2 separate regions of the Homo sapiens genome follow, and region 2 is linked to region 1. A link is a loop called in an ENCODE intact Hi-C map of the cell type or tissue named here. Cell type or tissue: heart left ventricle. All regions are shown on one strand. Links, peaks and the distances in the headings refer to the core of each region. The heading gives the core; the rest is flanking DNA. Region 1 overlaps AOPEP (aminopeptidase O (putative)). Region 2 overlaps AOPEP (aminopeptidase O (putative)).

Region 1 (9,097 bases), core at 6,231-8,730:
TGAAGAATTCCTCTGGAAATATTTCCCAGGCCAAAGGTGGGAAAATAGGCTGCCAGTAATTGGAAGTTTTATGAAGTATGCATTAAGATTTTATTTATTAATAGTCTCAAGATTTAGCCTTATCTTTCCAATTTTCTTTGATAGGTAAAATCAGTAGCCTTTCTGCTACCCTTTAGGGTGTTAAAGCAGTGAGTTGTGTTGGGGGTTATTTTTCAACCCAGGGTCCATGTTTTTTCACCCACATGATTTTTAATTACTTCACTTCCAGTTAAAGAATGGTATGAAAGTACTGTTTATATGTCTTGTTAAAATAAAAACTTAGACAAATTAAATTTAACAGAGTTTAATTGAGCAAGAAAAAAAAAAAAAAAAAAAAAAAAAGACTCATGAAATCAGGCAGCTCCCAGAGTCAAAATGGATTCAGAGACTTGGGCTGCCACATGGTCAGATAAGATTTATGGACCAGAAAAAGGAAAGTGATACACAGAAAACAGAAGTAAGGTAGAGAAACAGCTGAATTGGTTTATACCTCGACCTTTGCCTTATTTGAAGACAGTTTGAATAGTTGGCCACCTGTGAGTGGTTGAAGTAAGGCTGGAGTGGTTGGCTGAGCCATTGTTATAGAAGCACACTCCTCAGTTACGTTTTCAGTTTGTTATGTACTAAGATTGTAGTTCATTTCTAAGAACTGAAGTAGGTGAGTACGTATGCTTTCTCAGGCTAAATTTTAGTTTGATTTCAGAATTCCACCTGTTTGGTCGGCCTCTCAGTTTTGAGAGATTAACCTAAATTCTGAGCATGGGCACCACTCTCATTACAGTTGTAAATGACTCCTTTGTTCTGAGTATGGAATTCACAGATGACAATGTGAAACTAGCTGAATAATTCTTTCTTACTTACCTAGTTGAAGTGAGACCATTCAACACTCAATAGATAGCTGCATACAAAACATTTAAGACGTGAGAAGACACAAGGCACCAGAGTTACTATTATGATGACTTCCAAGAGGATGATATCAAAAGAGCAAGGAGTTCACAAGCATTCTTATGAAACAAACCAAACCAAATGAAACAAGTCACAATTGAGGCAATATAGGCAGTTCAACAGTATTTGAGTCTAATTGGTCATAGTCCTTGTTCAGGGTCTGATGGTGATTAAGGACCACAGTTGCTTGTATAATGGCCTGATTGAAAGAGGTATTCATTTTCATTGTTAGCCTGGTAACACAAGTCATAATAACCCGGAGACATACCTAGAATATATTTAAAGATGACAAAACCTTGGAAAACCCAAGCTTGCCATCCACCATTGAGGATGCCTGCAGACCAACTGTTAGTTGCTCTCATAAACACATCAGTTGCTTTTTCTTTTCTTTTCTTTTTTTTTTTTTTGGAGATGGAGTCTCGCTTTATCCCCCAGGCTGGAGTGCAATGGCGCGATCTTGGCTCACTGCAAGCTCCACCTCCTGGGTTCACACCATTCTTCTGCCTCAGCCTCCCGAGTAGCTGGGACTACAGGCACCCGCCACCACACCTGGCTAATTTTTTGTATTTTTAGTAGAGACGAGGTTTCACCGTGTTAGCCAGGTTGGTCTCGATCTCCTGACCTCGTGATCTGCCTGCCTTGGCCTCCCAAAGTGCTGGGATTACAGGCGTGAACCACTGCACCTAGCCGTGTTCCCTTCTTTTAGGAGATTAATTTCCTTAGTATGTTTGGTGGCAGTATCTAAGGCTACCTTTTAAATTAAGCCTTCTGTAGTAACAAAATCAGGGGAGAGATACTCAGTTTTCCTCAGTACCAAATATAAGCCCCCAACTAGAGCAAAAAGGAGCCCTAAAGTTGCATGATGTTCCATTAAGTGTTTTGGTTGAATGCATATATTGTTATCCACCTTTCAGAGAGGGACATCTACCCATCTGAACCCCTGGGAGGTCTGACTGTCTACAAAATCCAAGATTTTTCCCAATTTACAGATTATCTTTAAATTCTATACAACTGATACCCCACTACTGCCAAAAGTGAGCCCCCAGGAGCCCCACCGGAGTTTCTTCTTAGTTGAAAATAGTTTATCTATTTTAAGGTTGGGGGTAATTTCAGTTATTGATTATTTTGGCCTCTGATCCTAGGAGCTGTTATGGGAATTTGTAGGGGAAGCTATTTGAATGGCCGGAGTGAGCCAGGCTAAATAGCAACATCCAAACCAGACAGGAAGCAGATTTTCCTCAGACCCAATAGAAGCCCATGGGGATTGGAAAAGAGGGTTACCTAGTTGCATTTGTGCAAGGGTCAGTTAAATTTATTTGTCTGTAAATCTGCATAGCTCCTGAACAAAGTTCAGTGGGTAATGTACTTTTTTGGGTTCGTTTATAGCATGCGGTAAGGGTGTATAGCCACATTTAGTAAAAAAATGACCCTACTGGATTTTTTTTTCTTTTCTTTTTTTTTTTTTTTGAGACAGTTTTGCTGTGTCGCCCAGGCTGGAGTGCAGTGGTGCGATCTCGGCTTACTGCAACCTCTGCCTCTGGGCTCAAGCGATTCTCTGCCCCAGGCTCTGGAGTAACTGGGACTACAGGCGCCCAGCACCATACCTGGCTAACTTTTGTATTTTTAGTAGAGACAGGGTTTCACCATGTTGGCCAGGCTGGTCTGGAACTCCTGACCTCAAGTGATCTGCCCACCTTGGCCTCCTAAAGTGCTAGAATTACAGGCATGAGCCACTGTTCCCAACCTCCTACTGGATTTAATCTGGTAACATTATACAAGCAATTACTTGTATCCATATAGCTAATTCCCAGGTCTCAAGTGCGTGATGTCTAGAAGCACAATATACCTTTTGCAGGCATCACTTGGATAGGTTTTCTATGTTTGGTAACAACCAGGTTATTCATTGGAAAAGTTAAAGTGCTGTTTCTAGCGAGTGCAGGAAAGCAAATGAAGCAGTCATTTTTAGAATATCAAGGATAGGTTTCCACTCCCTCCTCCTTTGGAGTTTGAATCACTGCCATTGGGAACATGGAGAGGCATCAATGGAATTGTTTTCTGATTTTTTGGCATTTGCCCACAAACCCAACAGTTACTCTGGTTTTGTGCTAGAACATAAGGTAGAGCTAATGCCATCTAGTGATTATGGTCCCATGGATTTTCCTGTAGGAAAAAGGAAAGTATTGGGATAAAAGATTAGAGGAAAAAAGCAAAAAGCACAAGGCTTTCATAATGGCAGAAAAGTCTTGATCTGTGATCTTGGGAAAGCTGTCCGCATCTAGGATGCTGTCCACTTTCGGGGAGAAGTATTCCTGGTCAGCTTTACCTTAAAGTCTCCAACAGGTGTTCTAAGAGTCTGAAGGGGCCCTTTTGTGTTGTGAGATGTGGACCCAAGGTTACAGGTGTGGGTGTGAGAAGAACTTGGTGTGGTCCTTTCCAACAGGGTTCAAGGGCAGTCTTCCTCTGATGTTATTTCCCGAAGACCCAATTTCCAGGCTCTAGACCATGAAGGATTTGATTGTACTTAGTCAGTGGATCACAAAAAGCTTCCTGTACCTGGTAAAAATACACTTTGGCATAATGCATTAAAACCTTGCGTTATTTAGTCATATCAGAGTTTAGGAGAGTGGAACATCCATTAGGTTCTACTATTAGGGGCATACGTTTCCAGTGACTATTTCATAAGGGGCCAACTTATGTTTTCCAGTGGGAGTGGATCTGATTGCCATTTAATGCCAACAGTAGTACCTTTGGCCAAGACAACCCAATTGGCTCAGCTAACTTTGCCAATTTCAGTTTTAAGATACCATTTGTTCTTTCAGCCTTTCTGTAACTGCCCAGTGGGTTCCCCTTGCCCACTGCCTAGACAGAGCTGATTTATCAAGACAGGGGAATTGCAATAGAGAAAGAGTAATTCACGCAGAGCTGGCTTTGTGGGAGACCGGAGTTTTATTATTACTCAAATCAGTTTCCTCAGCATTCGAGGATCAGAGTTTTTAAGGGTAATTGGGTGGGTGGAAGAACTCAGCTGTCTTCTTGTGCTGAGTCAGTTCCTGGGTGGGGACCACAAGATCAGATGAGCCAGTTTATCAATCTGGGTGGTGACAGCTGATCCAGGGTCTGCAAAATATCTCAAGCACTGATCTTAGGAGCAGTTTAGGGAGGGTTGGAATCTTGTAGCCTCCAGCTGTATGACTCCTAAACTACAATTTCTAATCTTCAGGCTAATTTATTAGTCCTAAAAAGGCCGTCTAGTACCCAGGCAAGAAGGAGGTTTGTTTTGGGAAAGGGTTGTTAGCATCTTTGTTTTAAACTATAAACTAAGTAATTCCCAAAGTTAGTTCAGCATATGTGCAGGAATGAACAAGGACAGCTTGGAGGTTAGAAACAAGATGGAGTTGGTTAGCTCAGATCTCTTTCACTGTCTCAGTTATAATTTTGCAAGTGTGGTTTCATTTCCAGAAGACTGAGGGTGATAAAGGCAATGGTAGTATCACTGCATCCACAACACCTTATTTAACTGCTTTTAACTTACCCAGTAAAATGAGTTTCCCTATCTATAGCTGGAGATTTCTCCAGGAATACCCCATAAAGGAAAAACATTTTCTAATAATTTCTTAGCTGCTGGCACAGCACCAGCTTTTCTACAAAGAAAGACTCGATTTGACCAGAAAACATACAAACTATTACAAAAACTGATACCTCAGCAAGGGCGATAACTGAATAAAGTCCATTTGTAAATGTTCAAATGGTCCATCAGATGGTGGAAATATACTATCTGAAGTTTTTATTGTTTTCCTCGGATTATGAGTTTGGTAAATCAAACATTGGTTGTAACCCATTTTAGCAGTTTTGGAACATATACCTCACCAATTTTTTTTATAATTTGGATCATTTTGTGTGTTCCATGATGAGTTGTGGAGTGCAGGCCTTTTAACAACGGAAGCTTTAAAGACTCAGGAAGGACCAAGTGGTTGTCAGGCCCTTTGTGAATCCACGCTTAACATTGAATTTACATTTTTTTAGATACCAACTTTGTTTTTCCAAATTAAATGCATTGCACTGTTTATTAAATAGATCACCGTATGGGAGTTGATTTGGATCAGTCTTATGGAGTTCATTCAGATTGCATATTCTCACAGTGTCAGCACTAGCTGATTTAACATGCACATCGGCTAGGGCATTCCTTTGATATTCAGATTCAGTTTTACAGGTATCATCTTCAATCTTAATCATAACGATCTGTGATGATAACAGTGTTAACAGGATAGCTGAAAGGAGTTCATCTAACTGGAGTCCCAATAGAAGTGAGAAACCCCTATTGTTTATTTTTTAATAATGTAATTTTTATTATGCATATTTGTCTTTTTTTTTCTTTTTCTTTTTCTTTTTTTCTTTTCTTTTTTTTTTTTTAGACAGGGTCTCTCTCTGTTGCCCAGGCTGGAGTGCCATGGCGTGACCATGGCTCACTGCAGCGTCGACCTCCCAGGCTCAACCCATCCTCCCACCTCAGCCCCCAGAGTAGCTGGGACTACAGGCGCAAGTCACCATGCCAAGATAATTTGTAGAGAAGGGGTTTTGCCATGTTGCCCAGGCTGGTTTTGAACTTCTGGGCTCAAGCAGTCTGCCTGCCTTGGCATCCCAAAGTGTTGGGATTACAGGCATGAGCCATCGCACCTGGTCCCATTGTTTCCATAATGTGCCAAAATTGTGTACTACTCTAAAAGCATATCTGCTATCTTTTTAAATATTTACTGACGTGTCCTTAACTATATGACAAGCTTGGGTGGGAGCAAAAAGCTCTGCCAGCTGAGCGGACTTAAATTGAGGAAGAGTTCCCTTCTCTATTAACTCATTTTGGGCAGTAACAACATACCCTGCCTGATATTTTCCTTCTGAGACTTTGGCATAGGACCCACGAACAAAAAGTATCAACTCAGGATTATCCAATGGAGCATCTCATAAATCAACACAAGGGGCTACTAGTTTGGATACTACACCTACACAATTGTGATCTTTACCACAGTCAGTCAGAGGTAATGGAGTAGCAGGGTTAAGTAGGTTTTAGATGGAGTAGCATTTTAGATGGAGGTCAGAAGGAGGCAGGAGAAAATTTCATAAGATCATAAGATGTTAGTTTTCTTGCTGAAAAATGCTGAGCTTGGTTGGAATTTAATAGACTTTCCACAGCATGTGGAATTTGCAAATTAAGTTCATTCCCTAAAACCAGCTCAGATGAAACTTGTAGCAACTTGGTGGCTGCTGCTGCTTCTATTTTTTTTTTTTTTTTAAGACACAGGATCTGTCTTAGGCTTCCTTTAGTGGTGAAACAGTGTGGCCTAATGGGAGGAGGCTTATTGGTAGACTAACAGAGAAGCAGACAACTCTTTTCCAGTGTCCTGCTTATTTGCAAGGAAGGCAGACATCTCGGGGAAAAGAATTTCTTGTTCTAGGATCTATCTCTTGGTTGTGATTTAAAATAAAAAAGAAGGTTCCTTTGGTCTCAGCCCCTGTAACTGTTGTAATTGGTGAGACATAAGCTTGGTAGTCTTTTGGGTTTTTTCTTGCTCCAGAGTCCTCTCAAAATGTTCAGCTAAGGCCACCAATTCAGTCATGTCTGTAACTTCCCATCCAGGTTTATGTTTTTTTAATTAAACTGCTAAGTTTGGGACAGAGTCCATTTATAAATAGAGTAGTTGATGCAGTTCCTGCAGGAAATATTCCTTGCTGTTATTTTGAGCCCCAAATGCTTCACAAGCAGTGTTTCTAAGTGAGTTCTGTCGTCCGAAACTTCTTTTGTCTGTATGGTGGACCAGTCAATTTTTTTGTGTGGAAAAATCTTAGGAATTGAATCTAAAATGATTTTGGCAATGTTTCTAGCTTATTTCAGCCATTCCTGTGAGGGGGTTTTGGAGGGGTCTTTAATACCCTCCTCAGGTTGGCTCCATTCTGCAGCTGTCACTCATTTTCAAGCTTCCACAGGTCCCAGTATCATGTGAATAAACTGGTAAAGGTCAGGGAGTCCTGGATTGTAAGCTCTTATGAGTAAATTTTTGAGGACTTCCCCTTGGGCTAGGGAGTCCTTTACTATGGCTCTAAGCTCAGCTTTAGAACATGGAGTGAAGGTGGTTATGGCGGGAAGGCCTGGCTGATCACAAGCTCTTACTTTGTAAGACATCTGTCCAACTTCTCTTTTTTCGTCATCTTTAAAGGGTGAAAGGGTAATTTGACTAGAAGATTAGTGGAGCAAATTATTTAGGTAGAGATGGGTAAAGAGAGGAAACAGGGTTATTTCAGAGTACAGTCCTCTTTCGTCATGTTCTTAGTCTGTTGTTTAAAATGTTTGCTTGCTTTTTGCAAAGAATCATTTAAGGAGGCAATTTTTAATTTGTTTAGCCTTTTAGATGCCTTGCATACCAATTAAAGAACACATCTCATTGTTTTGTGGGGTTTTTAAAATCCCCTTTTTTCTAATACGCCTCCCAACTAAACAATCTTATCCAAAATAAAACTTAACTATTGGCTGGGTGGGGTGGCTCACGCCTGTAATCCCAGCACTTTGGGAGGCCAAGGCAGGTGGATCACTTGAGGTCAGGAGTTCAAGACCAGCCTGGCTAGTATGTTGAAACCCAGTCTCTACTAAAAATACAAAAATTAGCTGGATGTGGTGGTGGGAGCCTGTAATCCCAGCTCCTGGGGAGGCTGAGGCAGGAGAATCTCTTGAACGCAGAAGGCGGAAGTTGCAGTGAGCCAAGATTGTGCCATTGCATTCCAGCCTGGGCGTCGCGAGACTCCGTCTCAAAAAAACAAAGCAAAACAAAAAACAGAAAATAAAAACCAAACTTCCCTATTGTGGTCATCTTAATTCTAAGTTGTCTCCAGAAAGGTTAACCCGTTTTTCCAAAAATACGTACATTGTGGACCCATAATTTTTACGGATAAATTTAGCTGGAGTCTCAGAAGCTACAGTCTCTGATTCTTTGGATTGATATGAACACATTATCAAAAAGTTACTTATCTGAAGTCTGGGGCTTCTAAATTCAATCTGATGCTATACCCAGTGCAGTATAAATACTGCTTACATCAACTCAGGGAGCTGAGAACACAAGTCAGTGGAGCTTGGGATTTGAGAGAAAACTCACCCACAAACCTCCAGTTACAAACAAGAGAGCGCACACAATTGGCTCTGCAGGTGCCCCGCTTCGTTGCCTGCTGTTCCAAGGAGTCACTGGAATTGTACTTCACTCTTCACTTCTACTCCAGATCTGATGAAAGAAAAACTTTAGACACATTTAACAGAGTTTAATTGAGCAAGGAAAAAAATGATTTGCAAATCGAACAGCCTTCAGAATCAAAACAGATTCAGAGAAACTTTGGGGCTACCACATGAGCAGATAAGATTTATGGACCAAAAAAAGAAAAAGGAAAATGAGGTACATAAACAGCTGGACTGGTTCCAGCTTGACTTTGCCAGTATGTTAAGGGAGTTTGAACAGTTGGCTGCCTGTCAATGGTTGAAGTGTGGCTAGAGTGATGGGCTGAGGCTCAGCTTTTGTTACAGAAGAAACTCCTCAGGTTTTCAGTTTGTTACACACTAAGTTAAGTTACAATTCAGACTGAAGAACTCAAGGAAGCAAGTATTAATACCAAGGCTTTCTCAGAACAAATTTTAGTTGGATTTAACAGTATAGATCATGATGTATTAGAGTAATAAAGTTCTAAGAATAAGTACCTCTAAGTATCAGAAAAATATATTTCTCTCATCTAACATAAGTTTATTCTTATGAGACAGTTTCAGTTGATGGCAGAGGATGTTAGTTTAAAATGTTAAACATAAGTTGAGGGTTGACCTAGAGATCTGAGAAATTGTATCTGACATACTGAAGACCATGTGAAGAGGATGAGCCAGGAGACCACACAGAATGGTGGGTATTGTGGGACCTCCATCCCCGTCAATATTCTGAAAACTGGGACCCAGAGCAAACTTCTGGCCACCCCTTGATCCATCAGGACTAGACCCCAAGATAGAGTTTCCTCATGGGTTGCTTCTACCTTGACATTTCACGAGGGGCATCCCTGCTTCATGCGCACCTGCCTTGGAAGGCAGAGAGCTGCT
Region 2 (9,097 bases), core at 3,266-5,765, 70 kb after region 1:
GACCCTCAGTTCAGCCTGCGGTTGCTGTTCTTGACTGTGGATGCTGTCAGTCAACCAGGTAGACTCCCAACTATAGCTCATAGGCAAATCTGTTAAGCCAGTAAATCACCATTCCTTAGGCACAGACCTAAGGATCTCCATCCAGGTTATAGCAAATAATTAATCAACACCCTTGGGGCTCTGTTTTTTAGCCTTGTATAAAGCCGTGAAACAACTACCATATGCTCACCGTTGCATGCTCTCCACCACATCCATTCTACTAGCTGCCTTGCAGAAGTCAAGATGCCCCACTGAATTTCTGGAATTGGCCCTCAGGATCCCATTCTAACTCTTGTAGTTCATCATTTTCTCTTTTAAGTGCTCACAAACTGTTCAATAACGTCATCACAAATTTTGCCCCGCCCCCCATCTCTTATCTTTGCAAATCGGAATAGCTGTCTACCTCCTTCAGCTTCTTTCTCATTGTCTGTGTGAATTGATCCTCCCCGCAGAGATCTGTGATCACATATCACAGGTGGAAGCTTTCAGAGCTATAGCCTGTCCCTCACCTGGACTTGGAATGGGAACTCCTTTAAAGGGTGAAGGAGCCCTGTCTACCAGTACCAAGCAGCAGTTCCCACATAGCAGGGCTTATTCTACCATGAGTAGCTTGAAAATCATTCTCCTTGGCAGGAAAGTTGAATCAAAATGGGAGTTGAGTCATTCTGTTCTTTCTGCCACCTCTTGGCACCTGGTCTTCCTTATGCTCCCAACTTCACCTCCAAAGCCCTTTTTGTTGTCCTGGGCCTTCTCCACTAGCCCATCCTGAAGTTTTGCCTTCTTGGCAGTCATTTTACAGCCTCCCAGCTCTCTTTATGTAGCGTGGGTTTTTCCTTTCTCCAGCATCCCGTTCAACTATTGTCTGTGTTCTCTGAAAACCACCCTTAGCAGAAACTGCCTGTGCAGTCACATGGGTGTCTTGGCTCTCCGTTTTTCTCTGTCTCTTTTGAGAATGTGTCTAGATCATCGCTTGCTGTGTTGAATGGGACAATATAGCACTCAGACCATTGCATTGATTGGTTTCTTATTTTTTCTCCATGTGGTGTTTTGCTTCTCAGAGGAATTTCTGATACATGGGCAATCAAGACCTGAGGACATTTTGGTTTTGTGTTGATACTCATTGCTTTTCTGAGTTTCATCTTTCATTTTCCCACCCTGATTATTAAAATGTGTGGAGTTTGTTTGCATTTTCCACAGTTCTGCTAACTACAGAGTTTCTCCTTATCACCTTCTTTAGCAGCCGACCCGGGACGCTGAGACTTCTTATGGGTACCCACCACTGGGTCCTTTCACTCTCAGGAGGACAGAATAAACCTTGTTTATTTTCCCGTGGCTCCTCAGAGGGATCCTCCTTCTGTCTTAAATCATCTTAGCAATTGCCTTTTTCAACACCAGAGGAATATCTTTCTGTGTCTGCTGCAGGCTGATGGTCCCAGTGGGGAAGCCCTTCCTGCTGGGTAGCTGTTAAATCCATTTTGAAAAGCATACAGACAGTCACACCTGCCAAATACCAGCGGTGTTGATACAATACAAATTTATTAGTTAAAGGTTTATTCACAACCTTTTGGTAGCACTGCAAATGCTAGTCAGTGGCAAATGTTCATTATTCACAGTTTATAGATAGGAAAATTGTCACCGAAAACAAACAGTGGATAGAGAATTCCTGTGCTTTCATCATTCTGCCTTCATTTTTTACCCAGAGGTGTCTTCGTGGAGCGGTGTAGACCAAGGGGATGAGTGTGTAAGGAAGATGCCCAGACCTAGCTTAGTAGGACTTTATGTGGCTCTTGAAATTTGTTGTTTCTTTTATTTATTTTCTGATGATGATGAGTCAAGGAGCAAGCTTAAAGACCAGCCCTTAAAGGGTTTGCATTCAAAATCAGCAGTCTCACCAAGGGAGAGTATAGGCTACATTTGTGTGTGGTGTCATTAAAACCTTTTCATTTTGGAATAGGTTTAGACTCCCAAGAAATTACTGTAGTAGTAGAGTGAGTTCCTGTGTCCCCTCCCCCAGCTTTCCCCCATGACAGCATCTCACATGCGTAACTATGGTGCCATGTCTTCTTAATGTCTTTGCCTGTCAGAGGAAGGTTTAGTTGATGCTACTGGAGGCTCAGTCAGAACATAGTCGGAACACAGAACGCAGATAATAGCCACATTTACATTGAGCTACTGAATGCCAGGAGGAGCTCTGGCTGAGTGCTCTGGTGCCACTCAGCTCTGGGAGCTGCCCCAGTGACTCTTACTGTCACCTTTTCACAGATGAGGGAGCCGGACTGCATGGGGCTTATGTTCAAGATCACATGGCAGTGGAGAGACTTGGGTCCAAGCCCTCACCCAGTGGTCATGCTCCTTCCCCTGCAGGTCTCACCTGTGCATCTGGGGCTCAGATGGGCACTGTTGGCCAGTCTCTACACAAGGGTCAGATTTCACTTCCTCCATTGTTGCAGGGTGAGTGAGGTCCTGCTCTCAAAGCTGTCAAACCTGGTGGGGCAGCTGCGACTAACAGAAACACTGAGATGTTGAAATGATCATTAATTCCCTTCTGTCTCATTTCTGGGATGCTTAGTCCCTGGCTCAGGCGTGGCAGCAGCAGGTTTATAGTTGAAGAATCTCTTGTGGCTCTCATGCTGACTGCTGGGAGTGTGAGAGGAAGAGTGCTGCTGGAGGGCCCGCCTGGGTGGGGGCAGAGCAGCAGGTGGGTATTCAGACCCAGCTGACATGCCAGAGGACAGTTCAGAGGCATTTTCTCAAATCCCACCCTTGGGGTTATCCTGCAGGATTGGACCTTTCTTCAGGAGGCCCGATTCGAAATCAAATCATTATGTATCAAATATCACTGCCACCTGCCCACTCTTTAAATATCCACATTGCCTCTGTGGTTGTGGTGGAAAAGGAAGGCGTGGGGAAGGGAAAGGGCACGTCAATCTCAGTTGTTGCATTTGGTGCCAAGTACAACAGAAACCAAGGGCATTTGAGCTCAGATGACCTTGGTAACTTGATCTCTCACATTCCATGTATTCCAGCCAAAGAAATAAACACCAGAGTGTAATGTCTAAGAGATACTGAACACTTTTGCTTTTATGGAATGCTTCCACATGACCTGAGCCTCACTGCAGACTTTACAGGTGAGGAAGCTGAGCTTCAGGGAGGGTAAGCAATTCCTCTAAGGTTCTCCACTTAGTACTTGGCACAGCCAAGATGGGGACCTGGATCTTGGGGGGGCCCCAGAGTGTAGCAAGGACTTTGGTGTTCTGTGGACCTGGGTTCTTAACCTCGACTCTGCCACTAACCAGTTTTGTGGTCTTCTCTAGGACTCACTTTCTTTAACTTTTAAATGGGCATAAACAGGATGTGGCCTCATCAGGATCTTATGAGGGAAGAGGGTGTGATGCATAATAAGAAGAGCTTGGCTGAGTACCTGGCACAGAGGATAACCAGGAAACGTTAGCTGTTAGTACTAGTCCAGTTAGAAACGAATCTGGCTACAATTATTGCAGCAATAAAGCAATGGTTGACTTAAACAAATGGTAGTTATCTTTCACACACAATACAAAGTCAGAAGGCAGGCATCCCCAGGCTGGCCAGGAGCAGCATGATGATAGTAAAGGCTGTTTGCCTTCCTTCAGTCCATTCTGCTCTCCACAGAATCCTGGTTTGCTGCCTCATGGTTGCAAGATGGCCATCACTGCTCCATCCACCAGGCTTGTGGGGAAGAGGTGCGGTAGCAGTCACATTTTCCCCCTTTATAAGGAAAGCAAAAGCTTTCCCAGAACCCCACCCAGCATGGAATCACAGCAGACATCTGCTTTTTTCATTTTGGCCTGGACTAAGTGCCACAGCTGCAAGAGACACTTAGAAAATGAGCATTAGCTTTTCAGATTCAGTCATACAAGTGGCAAGGAAGAAGGCAAATGAGAATGGGAGTAGACCGACCAGTTGGATTTGCCACAGCCCTTCCTGCCTCTCACACTGTCATTTTAAAAAAAATTTTGCATTGGTCCTCAGGTGCATAGGGCTTAGTTCATCCTAGTCGTGTGCCAGTGGCACATGAGTGGCAAAGCCCCTTTTCTAGACTGATGGCCTTTCCTGCTCGCAAGTGTATGCTGTTTCATGTACGTGCATCGCTTAAGTTTTTAAATGAAACATAACATAGATACATTAAAGTGCACAAGTCTTTGCTAGATGGCTCAAAGGATTTTTATGATTTATCCCCATGAAAGTACATTCAGATCAATCTATAGAACAGTCCCAGCATCTCAGAAACCTTCCTGTTTCTCTGCTGTCTGTCAACACTCCCTCCCAAGGTGACCATTATTCTGATCTCTATCCCCATAGGTCAGTTTTGCCTGTTCTTGGATTTCATTGACATGGACTTGTACATGTGTGTGTGCACTTCGTGGACCTGACTTCTTTGGCTGACCTGTGAGAGTCATCTGTGTTACTGTGTGTGGTTGTAGTTCATCTGCTTTCTCCGGTACTTTGTCTCTCTACGCAGACCTGGTATTAGTAGCATTGTGAGAACCAGAGTAGCACAGAGATGGAAGTTTCCTGTTTCCATTCATAGAGTGTCATTTCCTCCTAGAAACCACCCCCTCTGATTTCTTGCAAAGCTTGCCTGTGCACTGCCCTCTCCAGCAGCAAGCTGCTATCAAAGGAATCTCTTGGGGACTTGTATATTGGCTTTGAATGCTGTCAGCAGGAAGAATTTTCTTGAGCACTTCTTCATTTGGAGAGGATGGAAGAAGAGAGTTAGAGAGGGATGCTTTCGGGAAGGACATTTTTAGGCAAAGGAAAAAACAGCAACTGAAGGCGTCATTGGGAACTGGAACCTGGAAGCCAGCCTTCTGAGCAGAGATTTACATCATTCTTCTGTGTTCCTCCCCTTCGAGCAGTCTCAATTCAGGGCTCAAGGGCAAAAAAGACGCACGGCAACTCTGCCTGTCTTAGGGCTGGGCAACCTAGTTTGAGTTCAGACTGACTCTTGAGAAGTCTCCCTTCCCCCAGACAGTGGGTGATGGGCTTTCCTTATCAAAGCTAGTGTGGCTTTCTTACAAAAACATTGCATGGCAGGACAAACCTGAGAGCAGTGAAAAAAGCTGATTCTTTTCAGGGGAGTCTTAAATGAAGATGAAATGGATTAGTTATTCTTACAAGTGTGGGCATGTAGGTAAGTCAGGGATCGAGTAGAAAAATGAAAAGTATGCAGTTAGCTCTGATGGTTTTCATCATCATCTTTCCTTTAGGTATCTGCTGATTCTGTGCCTTGTGTCTGCTGGGATAATGTCCCAGAGTATTCAGCTAAGACTTAATCAGGGATCCTGTTTGCTAAAATGGAATATTTTATTAAGTTTATTAGGTAATTTCTGTATCCCTGGCCCTTGCTAGGGGCTTTGCAATGTATTATTTCAGTTATTCTCTGCAGGATCAGGGAAGGTGGGTAGGATTATTCCCATTTTACAAGTGAGTAAATGAAGGTTAGTAAGTAACAGGTAGTAAGAAGTAAGGCTGCTAGTCTAAACTAGGTCTCATATTCCAAAGGCTGCATACCTTCTGCACCACCACACTACCTTTTAAAATAACCCCTTGCTTTTCTGATGCACCAACCCTCTCGTGGTTCCTTGCCTTCCTTCACCTCAACACTCCTCAGTGTTGATCCAGTGAGTGGCCGGTTTTAGAACAGCCGAAAGCTGTAAATACCTCCTCACTTATTTTGATTCAGCTGTTGAAGCTATACTGTAACACTGCACAAATCTTTACTAGATGGCCCAAAGGATCTGTTACATTTTATTTAAAATATTTAAAATTTTAAAGCCAAATAGCACAGTGGAAAAGATCTTCATGGAGAATAAGGAGTCGCTGGTTTCAGTCCTAATGTCACTACAAATCAAAACAAGGCATAAAGCTGGGCGTGGTGGCTCACACCTGTAATCCCAACGCTTTGGGAGGCTGAGGTGGACGGATGGCTTGAGCTCAGGAGTTCGAGACCAGCCTGGCCAACATGGCGAAACCCCATCTCTACAGAAAAAAACAAAAATTAGCTGGGTACGGTGGCAGGCTTCTGTAATCCCAGCTACTTGGGAGGCTGAAGCAGAAGGATCATTTGAGCTCAGGAGGCAGAGGTTGCAGTGAGCCAAGATCGCACCACTGCGCTCCAGCCTGGGTGATGGGAGTGAAACCCTGACTCGAAGGAAAAAAAAGACTTTGAGTGGACCGTGACTATCCAGTCCAATCTTTTGGCTTCCCTGGGCCACATTGGAAGAAGAAGAATTGTCTTGGGCCATGTGTAAAATAAGCTAACACTAACGACAGCTGATAAGCTAAGGAAAAAATCGCAAAAAAATCTCGTAATGTTTTAAGAAGTTTATGAATTTGTGTTGGGCTGCATTCAAAGTCATCTTGGGCCACATGTGGCCCATGGATGGGCTGTGGGTTGGACAAACTTACTGTAGAACTAATGTCTGTGTGCCTCAGTTTACCTTGTGTGAAATGAGGAAGTTGAAGTATGTGATTCTTGATGTTCCCACCTGTTCTAAAAACATGAGCTTCTATGACCTTTTTTTGTAATTCTAATATGGGTGGAAAGTACAAATATTTATTAAAGGAGCCTTAATTACTAAGTGCAAATCCAGAGAAGTGGATAACATTGAGGCTTTCAAAATTTTTTGAAAGAGATATAAGTTCTTTACTTTTCCAAGTAAAGCTTCATTTTCCATTGCATTTCCCAGTCTGTCATCAAAAAAGGGTATACGTTCTTAGATAATTTATAGTAGAGCTTAGAACCCTTGAGGGTCTGGCAGACTTTAATTTTGGATAAATTGATGTAAAATATTTGCCAATAGCCAACTTCAGGTTCCCAACCCAAATATAAATCCCGTAGACGAGTATGTAATACAAACTGTTCTAAATTATACCTGGTACTGTTGAATAGAATCAGGATGATATTGAGCAACTCTGAAAATAACAAATAAGATGCTATTATGACCTAATTACTTAAGAATGTGCTATACTTAAATAAATTGTTACTAAATCGTTTTAGACCCAGTAAAGACAAAACTGGCCACACAAGTGACTCGGGAGCATCTGTTATCAAGCATGGACTTAATCCGGAGAAGATCTTCATGCAGGTGCATTATTTAAAGGTAAGCACATGTCAGTTGCAGAAGCCAGTGATTGTGGTGCAGCACTTTTTAGGCCACACAATTAAACAATGATGATTAGTAACAAGACTGAGGTGAAAATACTGTAATGATATCTGACTGGCCAGATATCTGAGCGTTCAGTAATTAAAGCACTTCATGCCCAAAAAAGGAGACCAAGTTAGGAAAGACTGAATGAACAAAGGCTGAAATATTCCCTGCCCTGTACCTCTGTTCTCCCTGCCTGAGGAGCAGAACTCTCACTTTGCTGTCAGGTTCCAACTGAAAGACATGGGTGAGAAGGAAGTGTTTTCTGTCGTGAAGGCCTTTCCTGGTAGGGGGAGTAGAGAAGAACTGGGTCTCTCTTCTCTTTTCATCTGCGATGGACAACCAGCCTTCATGTGAACCAAGTCCAAACAAAAATGATGACAACATTAACAAAGGAGTTGAGAACTAATTAATTTCCAGGCCACGCCTTCCTGGTGAAAATGGAAAGGGCAGCCAGGGACAGGTAGGACGGCACATTCTAGATGCACAAGTGCACTATGGGTTAGGTAGGGCTGACTATATAACCATTTTTTTATGAACTCATGGTAGGCCTCTTTTTCTCTCTCTTTTTTCTTTCTTCTAGGGCTACTTCCTTCTTCGGTTTCTTGCCAAAAGACTTGGAGATGAAACCTATTTTTCATTTTTAAGAAAATTTGTGCACACATTTCATGGACAGCTGATTCTTTCCCAGGTAACTTATGGGTCCTCATGAGTCCATGATGTATGACTGGAGGGGGTATGGCACATGAAGATTAGATTATGCCAGTATTAAAGAGTAGGGAAAAGGTTTCCCATTTAATGCAGTGGGAAAAATAGGAAGTTAATGAAATGGACACAAAGAAAGGGTTGCTTCAGGGAAGGTGATCTCTCTGTAGTTTTGAAATAAACTATAACCCAAAGCTGTCTCGTACACAGTGATAGTTAAAGACAAAAATAAAACAATCCTGCCGTTCTCTTTACCTGGACTTATCTTTGGAAGACTGCCTCCTTCTTACCTTCTAGTTTTCAGTTTGAACGCCACAGGCTCCAAGTCACCCGGCTAAACAGATCTGCATCCAGGCTCACGTGTCCCACCCCTTTGCCCTTTCCATTGCCTTCATTGTCATTGCCATTGTCTGTAATTATGTTTTCATCATGGGGCTATTTGTTTCTTTTCGCTGTCCTCCACTCTACGTATATGCCCAACAAGGCCAGACCATTCTATTTCACCAGTACTTAGCACATGATTGGCACACAGTAGGTACTCCATAAATATTTGATCAATAGATTAATAACCAGATACACTGAAATATGCAGACAGCCTGGCCACAAAACTATCAGAGAGAGACCCTGTCAGCTCGTATGGGCATGGGGCCAAGCAGCACATAGCAAGGAAGTTAACAAGGAGTGGCAGGCTCTGAAAAATGACACTCATAACTAATAGAAAATAGGTGATGCATCCTTAGCATAGATTGGACTAATGGACCTTTTTCATATTTGATAATTGTGCTCATATACAGCTGTGAGTCTCATTATCTCCAGTGTTAGATGTAAAGGATGTGCACGTATAATTTGAACACAGATGGAAGAATCACATGAGCGTAACAAGACCGGATGGCTGTTCCTCTATGTTCTTTTTATTTTTGTACTGGGTGTGGGGAAAATCCTCCCTAAGCATATATTTGGAAAAGCAATTCGAAAACTGGTTCAGAAGTCTTACATGCTTGGTTGACTGATTAGTACAAATTCCTACTGCTTGAAGCCACTTCTCACCAAGAGACTGCAGTGTTAAATAAGTGCATTGTATTTACCATGACTTCGGAGGTTTTGATTTTCACTTCCCATGGAACTCTTACTGCTCTCTTAACCAAACTGTTCAGTTCTTCGTTTGC

The links. A loop is a pair of places that touch in the nucleus more often than their neighbours do. Peaks named below come from ENCODE experiments on the same cell type or tissue, not always from the same donor. Only the 100,000 strongest peaks of a DNase experiment are listed, where the experiment ranks them.
Region 2: a loop joins it to region 1, with 2.3 times the contacts of the local background. A loop is called at or near these places in 9 of 110 quality-filtered maps.

What each region holds. Positions count from the first base shown.
Region 1 is chr9:94,874,992-94,884,088 of GRCh38, forward strand. The region is part of intron 5 of AOPEP (aminopeptidase O (putative)); the gene reads left to right. Among named protein-coding and RNA genes, the nearest start is that of AOPEP-AS1, 66 kb to the right of the region's middle. In heart left ventricle, for the core only: no CTCF peak of the experiment used is centred there; no DNase peak of the experiment used is centred there; H3K27ac peaks cover 1,601 bases.
Region 2 is chr9:94,948,099-94,957,195 of GRCh38, forward strand. It overlaps AOPEP (aminopeptidase O (putative)), which reads left to right. Exons shown (of 17, transcript NM_001193329.3): 8 at 7,079-7,181; 9 at 7,810-7,917. Among named protein-coding and RNA genes, the nearest start is that of AOPEP-AS1, 7.1 kb to the left of the region's middle. RefSeq lists silencers at 2,336-2,514, 4,415-4,644. In heart left ventricle, for the core only: no CTCF peak of the experiment used is centred there; no DNase peak of the experiment used is centred there; H3K27ac peaks cover 2,500 bases.